Regions from separate parts of the Mus musculus genome. Here region 1 is linked to region 2. A link is a loop called in an ENCODE intact Hi-C map of the cell type or tissue named here. Cell type or tissue: left cerebral cortex. All regions are shown on one strand.

What was found. Peaks named below come from ENCODE experiments on the same cell type or tissue, not always from the same donor. Only the 100,000 strongest peaks of a DNase experiment are listed, where the experiment ranks them.
Region 1: it touches region 2 in a loop (2.6-fold over the local background); 2 of 42 quality-filtered maps call a loop at or near these places.

What each region holds. Positions count from the first base shown.
Region 1 is chr8:41,730,723-41,738,722 of GRCm38, forward strand. No RefSeq gene overlaps it. Among named protein-coding and RNA genes, the nearest start is that of 2810404M03Rik, 93 kb to the right of the region's middle. In left cerebral cortex, no CTCF peak of the experiment used is centred here; no DNase peak of the experiment used is centred here.
Region 2 is chr8:41,620,828-41,628,827 of GRCm38, forward strand. No RefSeq gene overlaps it. Among named protein-coding and RNA genes, the nearest start is that of 2810404M03Rik, 200 kb to the right of the region's middle. In left cerebral cortex, no CTCF peak of the experiment used is centred here; DNase peaks (open chromatin) are centred at 3,192, 3,520 and 4,168.

The DNA.
Region 1 (8,000 bases), 110 kb after region 2:
ATATATATATATATATATACTATCATAACATCTGCAAACAGTGATATTTTGACTTCTTCCTTTCCAATTTGTATCCCCTTGATCTCCTTTTGTTGTATAATTGCTCTGTTAGGACTTCAAGTACTATATTGAATAGGTAGAGAGAGAGTGGGCAGCCTTTTCTAGTCCCTGATTTTAATGGGATTGTTTCCAGCTACTCTCCATTTACTTTGATGTTGGCTACTGGTTTGCTGTATATTGCTTTTATTATGATTAGTTATGTGCCTTGAATTCCTAATCTTTTTACGACTTTTTTCATGAAGGGGTGTTGGATTTTGTCAAATGCTTTCTCAGCATCTAACGAGATGATCATGTGGTTTTTGTCTTTGAGTTTGTTTATAAAGTGGATTACTTTGATAGATTTTCGTATATATATTTTTTTCTTTAGGTTTTTTGAGACAAGGTTTCTCTGTATAGCCCTGGCTGTCTTGGAACTCACTTTGTAGTCCAGGCTGGTCTGGAACTCAGAAATCCGGCTGCCTCTGCCTCCCAAGTGCTGGGATTAAAGGTGTGCGCCACTACCCATCCCTGCATCCCTGGGATGAGGCCTACTTGGTCATGATGGATGATCATTTTGATGTGTTCTTGGATTCGGTTTGTGAGGATTTTATTGAGTATTTTTGCATCGATATTCATAAGGGAAATTAGTCTGAAGTTCTCTTTCTTTGTTGGATCTTTGTTTGGTTTAGGTATCAGAGTAATTGTGGCTTCATAGAATGAATTGGGTAGAGTACCTTCTGTTTCTATTTTGTGGAATAGTTTGAGTAGAGTTGGAATTAGGTTTTCTTTGAAGGTCTGATAGAACTCTGCACTAAACCCATCTGGTCCTGGGCTTTTTTTTTTTTTTTTTTTTTTTGGTTGGGAGACCATTAATGAATTAATGACTGCTTCTATTTCTTTAGGGGAAACAGGACTGTTAAGATTGTTAATCTGATCCTGATTTAACTTTGGTACCTGGTATCTGTCTAGGAAGTTTTTCATTTCATCCAGGTTTTCCAGTTTTGTTGAATTTAGCCTTTTGTAGTAGGATCTGATGATGTTTTGCATTTCCTCAGGATCTGTTGTTATGTCTCCTTTTACATTTCTGATTTTGTTAATTTGGATACTGTCCCTGTAACCTCTAGTGAGTCTGGCTAAGGTTTTATCTATCTTGTTGATTTTCTCAAAGAACCAGATCCTGGTTTGGCTGATTCTCTGAATAGTTCTTTTTGTTTCCACTTGGTTGATTCCAGCTCTGAGTTTGATTATTTCCTGCTGTCTACTCCTTTTGGGTAAATGTGCTTCGTTCTAGAGCTTCTAGGTGTGTTGTCAGACTGCTAGTATATGCTCTCTCTAGTTTCTTTTTCGAGGCACTCAGGGCTATGAGTTTTCCTCTTAGGACTGCTTTCATTGTGTCCCATAAGTTTGTGTATGTTGTGGCTTCATTTTCATTAAACTCTAAAAAGTCTTTAATTTCTTTATTTCTTCCTTGACCAAGGTATCATTGAGTAGAGTGTTGTTCAGTTTCCATGTGAATGTTGGCTTTCTATTATTTATGCTGTTATTGAAGGTCAGGCTTAGTCTGTGGTGATCTTATAGGATGCATGGGATAATTTCAATACTTTTCTATCTGTGGAGGCCTGTTTTGTGACCAATTATATGGTCAATTTTGGAGGAGGTACCATGAGGTGCTTAGGAGAATGTATTTCCTTTGGTTTTAGGATAAAATGTTATGTAGATAGCTGTTAAATACATTTCTTTCATAGCTTCTGTTAGTGTCCATGTGTCCCTGTTTAGTTTCTGTTTCCAGGATCTGTCCATTGGTGAGAGTGGGGTGTTGAAGTCTCCCACTATTATTGTGTGAGGTGCAATGTGTGCTTTGAGCTTTACTAAAGTTTCTTTAATGAATGTGGCTGCCCTTGCATTTGGAGCATAGATATTTAGAATTGAGAGTTCATCTTGGTAGATTTTACATTTGATGAGTATGAAGTGCCCTCCTTGTCTTTTTTGATAACTTTGAGTTGGAAGTCAATTTTATTCAATATTAGAATGGCTATTCCAGCTTGTTTCTTTGGACCATTTGCTTGGATAATTGTTTTCCAGCTTTTTACTCTGAGGTAGTGTCTGTCTTTATCCTTGAGGTGGGTTTCCTGTAATCAGCAAAATGTTTGGTCCTGTTTTTGTAGCCAGTTTATTAGTCTATGTCTTTTTATTGGGGGAATTGAGTTCATTGATGTTAAGAGAAATCAAAGAAAAGTAATTGGTGTTTCCTGTCATTTTGTTGTTAAAGGTGGGAATCTGTTCTTGTGCCTGTCTTCTTTTAGGTTTGTTGAAAGATTACTTTCTTGCTTTTCCTAGGGTGTAATTTCCGTCTTTGCGTTAGTGTTTTCCCTTTATTATCCTTTGAAGGGTTGGATTCATGGAAAGACATTGTGTGAATTTGGTTTTGTCATGAAATACTTTGGTTTCTCCATCTATGGTAATTGACAGTTTGCTGGGTATAGTAGCCTGGGCTGGCATTTGTGTTCTCTTTGTGTTTGTATAACATCTGTCCAGGCTCTTCTGGCTTTCATAGTCTCTTGTGAGAAGTCTGGAGTAATTCTAATAGGCATGCCTTTATATGTTACTTGATCCTTTTCCCTTACTCCTTTTAATATTCTCTCTTTTTTTTTTTAGTGCATTTGTTATTTTGATTATTATGTGACAGGAGGAATTTATTTTGAGGTCCAGTCTATTTGGAGTTCTGTAGGCTTCTTGTATGTTCATGGGCATCTCTTTCTGTAGGTATGGGAAGTTTTCTTCTATAATTTGTTGAAGATATTTGCTGGCCCTTTAAGTTGAAAATTTTCTTTCTCATCTACTCCTATTATCGGTAGATTTGGTGTTCTCATTGTGTCCTGGATTTCCTGGATGTTTTGAGTTAGGATCTTTTTGCATTTTGCATTTTCTTTGATTGTTGTGTCCATGTTCCCCATGGAATCTTCTGCACCTGAGATTCTCTCTTCCATCTCTTGTATTTTGTTACTGATGTTCACATCTTTGGTTCCTGATTTCTTTCCTAGGGTTTCTATCTCCAGAGTTGTCTCCCTTTGGGTTTTTGTCATTGTTTCTACTTCCATTTTTAGATCTTGGATGCTTTTGTTCAATTCCATTGCTTGTTTGGTTGTGTTTTCCTGTAATTCTTTAAAGGATTTTTGTGGTTCTTCTACCTGTTTAGCAGTTTTTGCCTGTAGTTCTTTAAGGACTTCTATCTGTTTAGCAGTGTTCTCCTGTAATTCCTTGAGGGATTTTCGTGTTTCCTCTTTAAGAGCTTCTACTTCTTTAGAAGTATTCTTTAATTCCTTGAGAAATTTTTGTGCTTCCTCTTTAAAGGCTTCTACCTGTTTAGCAGTGTTCTCCTGTATTTCTTTAAGTGAGTTATTAATGCCCTTCTTAAAATCTTCTACCATGATCCTGAGATATGATTTTAAATCTGTGTCTTTCTTTTCGGGTGTGTTGGGGTATCCAGGACTCATTGTGGTGGGCCTACTGGGTTCTGATGATGCCCAGTGTTCTTGGTTTCTGTTAGTAAGATTCGTTTTTTTGTGTGTGTGAAGAAAACTTTTTTTTTATTACGTATTTTCCTCAATTACATTTCCAATGCTATCCCAAAAGTCTCACACACCCTTCCCCCCGACTCCCCTACCCACCCATTCCCATTTTTTTGGCCCTGGCGTTCCCCTGTACTGGGGCATATAAAGTTTGCCTGTTCAATGGGCCTCTCTTTCCAGTGATGGCCGACTAGGCCATCTTTTGATACATATGCAGCTAGAGTCAAGAGCTCCGGGATACTGGTTAGTTCATAATGCTGTACCTACAGGGTTGCAGATCTCTTTAGCTCCTTGGATACTTTCTCTAGCTCCTCCATTGGGGCCCTGTGATCTATCCAATAGTTGACTGTGAGCATCCACTTCTGTGTTTGCTAGGCCTCGGCATAGTCTCACAAGAGACAGCTATATCACAGTCCTTGCAACAAACGCTTACTAGTGTATGCAATGGTATCATCGTTTGGAGGCTAATTATGGGATGGATCCCTGGATATGGCAGTCTCTAGATGGTCCATCCTTTTGTCTCAGCTCTAAACTTTGTCTCTGTAACTCCTTCCATGGGTGATTGTTTCCAATTCTAAGAAGGGGCAAAGTGTCCACACTTTGGTCTTCGTTCTTCTTCATTTTCATGTGTTTTGCAAGTTGTATCTTATATCTCGGGTATACTAAGTTTCTGGGCTAATATCCACTTATCAATGAGTACATATCATTTGAGTTCTTTTGTGATTCTGTTACCTCACTCAGGATGATGCCCTCCAGGTCCATCCATTTGCCTAGAAATTTCATAAATTCATTCTTTTTAGTAGCTGAGTACATTGTGTAAATGTAACACATTTTTGTATCCATTCCTCTGTTGAGGGGCATCTGGGTTCTTTCCAGCTTTTGGCTATTATAAATAAGGCTGCTATGAACATAGTGGAGCATGTGTACTTCTTACCAGTTGGGACATCTTCTGGATATATGCCCAGGAGAGGTATTGCGGGATCCTCCAGTAGTAGTATGTCCAATTTTTTGAGGAACCACCAGACTGATTTCCAGAGTGGTTGTACAAGCTTGCAATCCCACCAACAATGAAGGAGTGTTCCTCTTTCTCCACATCCTCGCCAGCATCTGCATTCCTATCTCCTTGTACTAAGGTCAAATCTAAGTGGATCAAGGAACTTCACATAAAACCAGAGACACAGAAACTTATAGAGGAGAAAGTGGGGAAAAGTCTCGAAGATATGGGCACAGGGGAAAAATTCCTGAATAGAACAGCAATGGCTTGTGCTGTAAGATCAAGAATTGACAAATGGGACCTCATGAAACTGTAAAGCTTCTGTAAGGCAAAAGACACTGTCAATAAGACAAAAAGGCCACCAACAGATTGGAAAAGGATCTTTACCTATCCTAAATCAGATAGGGGACTAATATCCAATATATATAAAGAACTCAAGAAGGTGGACTCCAGAAAATCAAATAACCCCATTAAAAAATGTGGCTCAGAGCTAAACAAAGAATTCTTACCTGAGGAATACTGAATGGCTGAGAAGCACCTGAAAAAATGCTCAGCATCCTTAATCATCAGAGAAATGCAAATCAAAACAACCCTGAGATTCCACCTCACACCAGTCAGAATAGCTAAGATCAAAAATTCAGGTGTTAGTAAGATTCTTACGTTTGCCTTTCGCCATCTGCAAATCTCTGGTGTTAATGTTCAAGTGGTCTCTGGTTGGAGCTTGATCCTCCTGTGATTCTGTTAGCCTCTGTCAGCACTCCTGGGAGTGCAACTCTCATCTGAGTTCCAGTGGTCAGAGCACTCTCTGCAGGCAACCTCTCTTCTTTCAGGGCAGGTGTCCAGCAGTCTGGAGCTCTGATCCACCTCCTGAGTTCTGGGGACAGAACTCTCCCTGTAGGCAGACTCTCCTCTGGCAAGGAATGTGCCCAGGGGTCTGGGTCTCTGCTCTGCCTCCTGGCTGAGAATGAAGGCCCGAAGGGACCCTGACCAAGAAGCTCTGTTGCTTCTATTGCCCATGTGCTCTCAGGTGATCAGGAGGTCCTGCGTGTGCTAGGGTTCCTGTGGTGTGGAGAGTCCTCTGGTGCCCTAGACACCCTTGGCCGTGTTCATGCAGAAGATGGCAGGGTTAGCTCTGACCTGAATGGACCCCAGCCTCTGGTCAGGCAGGGTTCCTTTGTCCCTGTCCCTGTCAGCACAAGACCCTCAATAATTCTTTGGAGCTGATATTACATTCCACTCACCCATGATCCCAAGGTGATCCTGAGGCCTTGCAGCATGGAGAGCACTTTGGAGCCCTTAGAGGCCTCTGCTGGGTTCAGAAGGAAGATGGTGTGTGGGGTGGCCCCAACTTTATTATTATTATTATTATTATTATTATTATTATTATTATTATTATTTACTTATTCACTTTATACCTTGCTCACTGTCCCTCTCTCATTCTTCCCTCTCACACTCCCTCACCCATGCCCCATCTCCTTCTCCTCTGGGTGGGTGGGGTCCCTCTGGGTATCCCCCACCCTGACATATCAAGCATCCTCTCCCGCTGAGGCCAGACAAGGCAGCCCAGCTAGAAGAATATATTCCATGTACAGGCAAGAGCTTTGGGATGGCCCCTGCTCCAGTTGCTCGAGATCCCCATGAAGACCAAGGTGCGTATCTGCTACATAAGTGTGGGAGGTCTAGGTCCAGCCCATGTATGTTCTTTGTTTGGTGGTTCAGTTAGGAACTTGAGAGCCCCAAGGTTCCAGGTTAGTTGACTCTGTTGGTCTTTCTGTGGAGTTCCTATCCCCTGAGGGCTGCAATCCTTCCTCCTATTCTTCTATAAGAGTCCCCAACATTTGAAGTGTAATTAAAGAAAATATCTAATTAAAAAAATAATAATGTCATGGATAGGTGCTTGCCAGTGAGATTGGTCTCAAGTTGAGCAAATTTTTTAGTTGGCCGTTCTCTCAGTCTCTTCTCCATCCCTAATCCCTGCATTTCTTGTAGGATGGAAGGAACTGGATGAGAGAGGGGATCAGCAGATGAGTGAGGGGGTTGGAGTCAGGTGTGGGGAGGAACACAGGGAATGGCCAGATGGCCATGAGAATGAATGGAAATCTGCAACTGACTGGGGTGGGGGAGTTAGGGGGGCATCTCCAGAAATAGACAGAGACCTGGGATAGGGGAGGCGCCCAAGAATCAACAGGGTGTCCTTACCTGTGACTCACAGCATGGGGATATGGAGCCTGGGGAGACTGTCTACTGTGGCCAGGCAGGAACCCCTGTGAATCAATAGGAACACCAACCCACCGACAACACTTTCGACTCCAAAATTATCCTGTCGACATCTTGTGTTTTAACTGTTGCTTTCATGTTTTTGATGTTGTTTTTCAATTTCATCACACATCAGACTAAGCACTGAACTCGTACCCAGCATCCAGCTCTGGCAAATTCCTTGGCTTCCTGTTGCTGGCATTTGCTGCTTTTCAGTGGATAATGTGTACTCTTAATACACTTCACTTTTCTTTTTAGCCAGGGTATATGAACAAAAGTATTTTATTATCTACAGGGAAAAGTCAAAGGCCTTTACTGACATCAAATAGCTAATAAAAATTATGATAAAAATCTGTTTAATCTGTATCGCTCAAACTTTTTGGCTACTGGAAAATTGATTCAACCAGATCAGTCTAACCCTTTGTTCTAAAGTTTATACATACATCACAAAGCTTCTGATCGTGTGTATCAGAAAGCCCAATTCCTAGAAGGGCTTTCTTCCTTTTGCTGAAGTCCTATGTTTCTGATGCAGCTTTTGAGAGTTGAGGATGTAGCAAAGCAGTAAAGAGGTTGCCTAGAATACTCAAGTCCATGCCTTTAATTCTCACTACCACTACAGAAAAGAAGGGTGTAGACCCCTGATATGTTTTTCTTTTCCTACTCATATAGATTATATAGTGATTTATATAGCAAGTCTGCCTTGTTTACTTCTTTGTACAAATGTGCAAAATAACACACATATAATAATCTGGATAGATTGAGAGGTTATGGCCACTCTAGCTGAAGGTATGTAAGTGGAATTGGTATTTGTCATTTCAAGTGTTGGTGTAAAATGCTGTGGTCACTTCAGCTTGGGGGAACTAGATATCTCTGTGTGTCAGATGCATAGTCATAGTATGGAATCATATAGATCTCTGAGTTACCATTTAAATGAGACCAATCAAGTAAGTAATTGATCAGAAACGAACTTTTGCATGAACTTTTATTGTGTTATGTCACTGTTGGGGGGTTGGGGGATGTTTGTTACAGCAACTAGCAATAGTGCTCTGAATAATGCCTAGTGTGATTCTCTCTTTCTCTCTTTCCTCTCTCTCTCTCTCTCTTTTTCTCTCTCTCTCTCTCTCTCACACACACATACACAC
Region 2 (8,000 bases):
GCACTCAGAGCTATGAGTTTCCCTCTTAGAAATGCTTTCATTGTGTCCCATAGGTTTGGGTACGTTGTGGCTTCATTTTCATTAAACTCTAAAAAGTCTTTAATTTCTTTCTTTATTCCTTCCTTGACCAAGGTATCATTGAGAAGAGTGTTATTCAGTTTCCATGTGAATGTTGGCTTTCCATTATTTATTTTGTTATTGAAGATCAGCCTTAGTCCATGGTGGTCTGATAGGATGCATGGAACAATTTCAATATTTTTGTATCTGTTGAGGCCTGTTTTGTGACCAATTATATGGTCAATTTTGGAGAAGGTCCCGTGAGGTGCTGAGAAGAAGGTATATCCTTTTGTTTTAGGATAAAATGTTCTGTAGATATCTGTCAGGTCCATTTGTTTCATAACTTCTGTTAGTTTCACTGTGTCCCTGTTTAGTTTCTGTTTCCACGATCTGTCCTTTGAAGAAAGTGGTGTGTTGAAGTCTCCCACTATTATTGTGTGAGGTGCAATGTATGCTTTGAGCTTTACTAAAGTGTCTCTAATGAATGTGGCTGCCCTTGCATTTGGTGCGTAGATATTCAGAATTGAGAGTTCCTCTTGGAGGATTTTACCTTTGATGAGTATGAAGTGTCTCTCCTTGTCTTTTTTGATAACTTTGGGTTGGAAGTCGATTTTGTCCGATATTAAAATGGCTACTCCAGCTTGTTTCTTCAGTCCATTTGCTTGGAAAATTGTTTTCCAGCCTTTCATTCTGAGGTAGTGTCTGTCTTTTTCCCTGAGATGGGTTTCCTGTAAGCAGCAGAATGTTGGGTCCTGTTTGTGTAGCCAGTCTGTTAGTCTATGTCTTTTTATTGGGGAATTGAGTCCATTGATATTAAGAGATATTAAGGAAAAGTAATTGTTGCTCCCTTTTATTTTTGTTGTTAGAGTTGGCATTCTGTTCTTGTGGCTGTCTTCTTTTTGGTTTGTTGAATGATTACTTTCTTGGTTGTTCTAGGGCGTGATTTCCGTCCTTGTATTGCTTCTTTTCTGTTATTATCCTTTGAAGGGCTGGATTCGTGGAAAGATATTGTGTGAATTTGGTTTTGTCGTGGAATACTTTGGTTTCTCCATCTATGGTAATTGAGAGTTTGGCCGGGTATAGTAGCCTGGGCTGGCATTTGTGTTCTCTTAGTGTCTGTATAACATCTGTCCAGGCTCTTCTGGCTTTCATAGTCTCTGGTGAAAAGTCTGGTGTAATTCTGATAGGCCTTCCTTTATATGTTACTTGACCTTTTTCCCTTACTGCTTTTAATATTCTATCTTTATTTAGTGCATTTGTTGTTCTGATTATTATTTGTCGGGAGGAATTTCTTTTCTGGTCCAGTCTATTTGGAGTTCTGTAGGCTTCTTGTATGATCATGGGCATCTCTTTTTTTATGTTTGGGAAGTTTTCTTCTATTATTTTGTTGAAGATATTAGCTGGCCCTTTAAGTTGAAAATCTTCATTCTCATCAATTCCTATTATCCGTAGGTTTGGTCTTCTCATTGTGTCCTGGATTACCTGGATGTTTTGAGTTAGGATCCTTTTGCATTTTGTATTTTCTTTGACTGTTGTGTCGATGTTCTCTATGGAATCTTCTGCACCTGAGATTCTCTCTTCCATTTCTTGTATTCTGTTGCTGATGCTCGCATCTATGGTTCCAGATCTCTTTCCTAGGGTTTCTATCTCCAGCGTTGCCTCGCTTTGGGTTTTCTTTATTGTGTCTACTTCCCCTTTTAGTTCTAGTATGGTTTTGTTCATTTCCATCACCTGTTTGGATGTGTTTTCCTGTTTTTCTTTAATGATTTCTACCTGTTTGGCTGTGTTTTCCTGCTTTTCTTTAAGGGCCTGTAACTCTTTAGCAGTGCTCTCCTGTAATTCTTTAAGTGACTTATGAAAGTCCTTCTTGATGTCCTCTATCATCATCATGAGAAATGTTTTTAAATCTGGATCTAGATTTTCGGTTGTGTTGGGGTGCCCAGGACTAGGTGGGGTGGGAGTGCTGCGTTCTGATGATGGTGAGTGGTCTTAATTTCTGTTAGTAGGATTCTTACGTTTGCCTTTTGCCATCTGGTAATCTCTGAAGCTAGCTGTTTTAGTTGTCACTGTTAAGAGCTTGTTCTTCAGGTGACTCTGTTAGCCTCTATAAGCAGACCTGGAGGGTAGCACTCTCCTTAGTTTCAGTGGGCAGAGTATTCTCTGCAGGCAAGCTCTCTTCTTGCAAGGCTGGTACCCAGATATCTGGTGTTCGAACCAGACTCCTGGCAGAAGTTGTGTTCCACTCACTAGAGGTCTTAGGATCACGTGTGGAATCCTGTGTGGGCCCTTGCGGGTGTCAGGCAACTCAGCTGGCAAGGTAGCCCGGGGCTCGAGTGGAGTGGAAGGGGTTTGTGCCCCAGATCAAGCCCGGGTAGCCTGCTTCCCTATGTACCGCAGTCTCAGGTTCCACGCGATTGGATTGGGGCAGGCGCTGTGTTCCACTCACCAGAGGTCTTAGGATCCCGTGGGGAGTCCCGTGTGGGCCCTTGCGGGTGTTGGGCAAGACTCTGCTGGCAAGGTAGCCCGGGGGTCGAGTCTAGAGTCGAGTGGAAGGGCGGCATTTTCTAATCTATGAGTCATCTCACAGGGGAGGGTGAAGCTCTCTTGTTAATAACCATTCCTGTAGTCTTTTACACTGCTTGGCCACTGGTGACTTAGGTATCAGTAGGTAATAACAGCTTAATTTCAGAATGATGTAGCCCTTATATGTAAGTAGAAGACATTTCTGTATATTTTATTATTTAATACAGCAATTTGATAAAACATTAAAGTTTCATTGAAAAATTAACAACACAATGAAAGGAAGTGCTCCAACCATAGAAGAGTTGCAAAAATGAAGCCGACATCCTCTAAGGCCTACATTTATTTTCTGATGAAGTGAAACAGTGATCTCACCCCAGGACAAGCGATTCCTGAGAGAAGCTCTTGAAGTTTTTGCTTTGGAACCATGGAATTTATAGCCTTTAGGATCCACAGCAATTAGTATGTGAGTGCTGGGGAAAGAAAGGCGGAGCTTTGCTGATGGGTTCCCGTTCCTTCCCAGTCCAGCTCATTGCCTTAGCACTGAGAAAATTTGTGGCAGAAACAGTAAGAGCAGGAGAGTGTTTGCTCATCCTTAAATATCTCCTCCTACATATTTAACTACTGTGAATTTAACACGCATTCACAAAGTCTCCAGTACACCTCCCACCTGCAGAAGCTTCATTTTCTTCTCTGTGAGGATGGATTGCTAGACTTAGTGTGACTTGCTTCCAATGAATCTGGTATGTGAAAGGGAAAGCTGTGTCTGGGATGAAAACATCTGGCAGATGTTACCTTAGCCGTGGATGAAGGTTGGTACCATAATAATGACCCATGTGAATATCATGTAACCTTGACTTGATGCACCGAGAAGGGAATTTACGTCTGTGGTACGTCTCCCATATCCAAGCAAAGCGTGAGGAGCCATCAATAAATCAACCCCAAGTCTCACCCTACAAAATAACAGATGACTACCCACCGGAACTGTCAAAGGCACAAGGAAAGAGTGAGACTGTCAGACTGCCGAGAGAGAAGGCAATGGAATGGAACATGGTATTTTGCATAGAATCTTTGAACTGAAGAAGGAAAGTCCAAAGACATCTTGAGAGTCTGTTGTACTGTGGCTAATTGTTTTGCTTTGGCAAATGTAAAAAGCCTACATAAGATGCTAACATTAGGGGCACATAATTAGAAGGTAGGAAATGACCCTATTGCTAGCCTTACAATTCTTATAGGAATCTAATAAAATTCTAGTAAAACAGAAACTAAAAAATCCAAAACAAAAATCTGTTTATGTACTTTCTAAATTCTTCTATGTTCAGAATACTTGTGAATGCAATCACTTTGCTGCAGAGTAAGTACCATCCTGAAAAACGAATCAGTTGATTCTTCATGACCTAGCAAATGGATTTTGAGGTCACTTCAAAACTATGTGTGCTTAGTATCACTAACTGTGAGGGTGAGGAAACATTCGTTCCGCAAAGAGATGCCACGTCATGTGGTTGTGGCTATTACACAAGGGAAAGAAAGAAACAATAGTATTCAAGGGAACATGGAGCTATTGGAACCCTTGTGCACCACTTGCTGAATGTAAGGTTGTGTGGGCTGCTATGAAAAACAGTTTACATTCTCCTTACTACATTAGAAATAGAATTCCTACATTTTTTAGCAACTCTATCTGGGTTTATAGCCAAAGAATGAAAAGACTCCAAGAGAGATGTGTATACTGCATCTGGTGCAGCACTGTTAGTAATTGATTTGCCATAGAAATGAGTGAAGGGTCTATATGTGGGTGAAAAGATAAACAGAACGATATATACAAGCAGTGGCGTGTTACTCTGAATCTTCTTTTTTTTTTTTTAACATGGATGAACTTCAGCAACATTATGCTAATTGAAGTAAGTCAGCCATAGAATGGCAATTACTCTATGATCCTACCTTTATAAGATCCCTGCATTAGTCATCCCGTACAGATAGGAAGGAGAATGGTGGCTTCCAGGGGCTTGGGGACAAGAGCATGAGGGCTTTAAAGGTAAAAAGCTTCAGAATAGGATGATGGGAAAAAATCTGGTGATGGTGTATGAGAAATAGGAAATTTTTTGATGCTATTGAATTTTGTCTTTACAATGATCAAAACAGGATATGTATGTATGTATGTATGTATGTATGTATGTATGTATGTATGTATATATATATATATTTTTTTTTACTACAGTAAAAACCAGCTCAGACACTTTTTTCATAGGCCAAACATATCTATTTTCTTTATAACTGTGTCCTGGTTAGGTTTTTGTCAGCTTGACCCGAGCTAGAGTTATTTGGAAAGAGGAGCCTCAACTGAGAAAATACGTCTACCAAATTTCTCCACAGGTAAATCTACAGAGAATTTTCTTGATTAATGATTGACATGGGAGGGCTCAACTCACTGATAGTGGTGCCAACTGTCACATGTTGTATGTGAAAGCAGGCTGAGAGAGCCATGGGAGGCAAGCCAGTCAGCAAGGTCCCTGCATAGTCCCCAGTTCAGTTCCTGCTTCCAGATTCCTGATTAAATTATTGACCCTCCTTCCTTCCTCAATGATAGATATGTCATGGAACTATAAGCCAAATAAACCCTTCCCCACTCCCAGTTGCTTTTGTTCAAGGTCTTATCATAGCAATAGGAAACAAACTGGAGCAAACACAGGGTATGTTATGAACTTAACCAAATAGAAGCTACTAAGGTCACTGCTTTGTAAAATTTTCTTGTGGTTTAGCATACACTCTCAAGCAATGTATTGCTATTGGCTTCTGCTTAACACATGCTTTCCTGATTAGATATTGTTCTGTAGAAGAAAACACTGGAGATGGGGTCAGGCCCTGGGATGCTAGCTGATTTCTAGTGGTTTTCACTGGTGAAATGCAGCTTGTGACATCTCAAGTATGCAAAAGTGATGTAACAGACCAGTTGGAAATAAAGATACTCAAATGAGATACTTGGTGTCTCTTAATCTGACTATTAGACTACTGAAATAATGGACGCCAAAGAGATGGGGATTTCCCTAGGAATCACATGCTGGGAGAGGGAAAACTAAGCAGTCAGAGGGGGAACAGTTCATACAGTTCTAAGAACTGTACTGTCACTTTATGGTATTAGGTAGAAGCTCAGGCTATGATGGGTCATTGTGGGTGGGACAATACCTTCATAGAACTACTTAGAAGTACATATCCTTGGCTCTCTATATGAACTTTGATCTTACTGCAGAATCTGAAAGATAGACTTGGGAGTTTCACTGGATCACTTTGTCCCTCTTCCTAACATGACTACATCGAACAACCTCCCACTCTCACCTCTAGTTTGTCTCTTTTTAATAGGTCTACTGGGGACATATGGTCACACTTGACTTGGGACACACTTTGTGAACCTCCCTCCCCCAAGTTTGACAAGAGAATGGTGGTGGGGAAGGGACACATTTTGTTGGTATCTGACAGTGTAGCCTGAAGCCTGGGTCATGGTCACTATTCAGATTCTGTGGGTCATGTCTTAGCAGTGTGGGTTGAAGCAGTAGTGGGTGACAGGACTCTACTGTTGCTGTCCTCTGATCAGTATGTGGGCTGCAATACAGTTCCAGAACTTGGTGAGGATTAAGGTAGAGGATTGGAATCAAACTGCCGTCTGATAACCCTAAGGAATTTTAGATTTGGACTAGGTATTGCTGTGGCAGAGCAATGCTGGCCAAACCTGGCTATATATATGATAAGGATATGACACAAATTTTATAAGGATAAGGAACTATGTCTTATCCCCATTTCTTGTGCTCTAAACCTACATTTTTATTCCCCTGATCATTAAGGGCTGAGCAATGTTCCTTTGGAGAAGGACGTTCGTTGACTTGCTGGCCACTCAGCAATTTCATCTCACAGTCTTTCTATTTTGTCTCTGAAATGAAGGGGAGAGAGTGATAATTGTTCATGGTGACCTTTGGTAAATATCATTGATGTTTGAGAATGTTACCTTAATATACCATTCACAGAGTCTTGACACATAGTTGGTGCTCAATAAATGACCTTATGCAGCGTGCCACAGCAGCATGGGAAAAGTCAATAGGAATTTAGATGACCTAATACAGGGTCAGCTAGATAGTAAATATGTTTGGTTCTGAGGTCGTATGGTCTCTGTCACAGCTATTCCACTCTGCTGATGAGGTACAAAAGCAGCCATAGGCAAGGGCTAAATGAATGGACAGAGCTGTTTCAATTATCTTTATAAAAAAAGAAATGGGCCCAGCTTAGCCTTTAGGCTGTGGTTTTCAGTTTCTAATAACCTTGCTTTTAGCTGCCTCCTTTTGTTTAATCTTTGAGTATGTGGGTATCTAGAAGAAGAGCTTTTAGATTAAGGGAAAATTTAAGCAGAAATATATTAGTACTTTATTCCCAGATACACAGTTAGAATAAATGGGAATGATAACATTACCCAAACACAGTTTAATGACAGACATAGAGGGTACAAAAACATGTGTCACAGCTTCAATAACAAAAATGAAAAGAAATTATTTTGTATTTGGGAAAATAATATTAATACTGACTAATTGATTTTTAAATTTTTTTTACCTTCTATTAATTTTGTTTAAATTCCTGAACACTTAGGACCCTCATTATGTACATGAGGAGATTTTCTTTGGATCTTCTGCTATGAGATGAACCCAGATGATTATAGTCTATGCTTAATCATTGCTTGAATCTTCTTGATGCTCATAAGGGGAGACTGGGGTGGTGGTTTTCAACCAGTTGGCAAAAACCCAGCTTTTGCATATATAAAGATTCCCTTGCTTTCTATACAAGCATTTACTTGCTTTTAGCTGAGAGAATCAGGGTATTTTAGGATTTCTATTGCTATGAAGAAACATCATGGCCAGAGAAACTCTTTTAAAGGAAAACACTTAGTTGGGGCTGGTTTACAGTTTCAGGGGGTTAGTTTATTATCATCATGTGAGGAAGCATGCGAGCATGCAGGGAGACATGGTGCTGGAGAAGGAGCTGAGAGTTCTACATTTTGATCTGCAGGCAGCAGAAGGAGACTGTGTCACACTGAAGGCATAGGTTGAGCATATGAGATATCAAAGCCTGCTCCCATGGTGACACACTTCATCCAACAAGGCCGCATCTACTCCAACAAGCCCACACTTCCTAATAGTGCCACTCCTTATGGGCCATGCATTCAAACACATGAGTCTATTGGGGGCCACACCTGTTCAAACCACCATACAGTGAGAAGGCAGTAAGCATTGGAATAGACTGAGTAGAACTCTGGACGATGATGGAAATCATGGCGAAAAGTAGAGAAGCGGAATGGGCAGTGGAGAGTGCTCATATATGTGTGTGAGTGAGTGCCTTTGCACATTGATGGGGACTTCACAGGGCTTCTGTATTGAGTACTGTGGGCA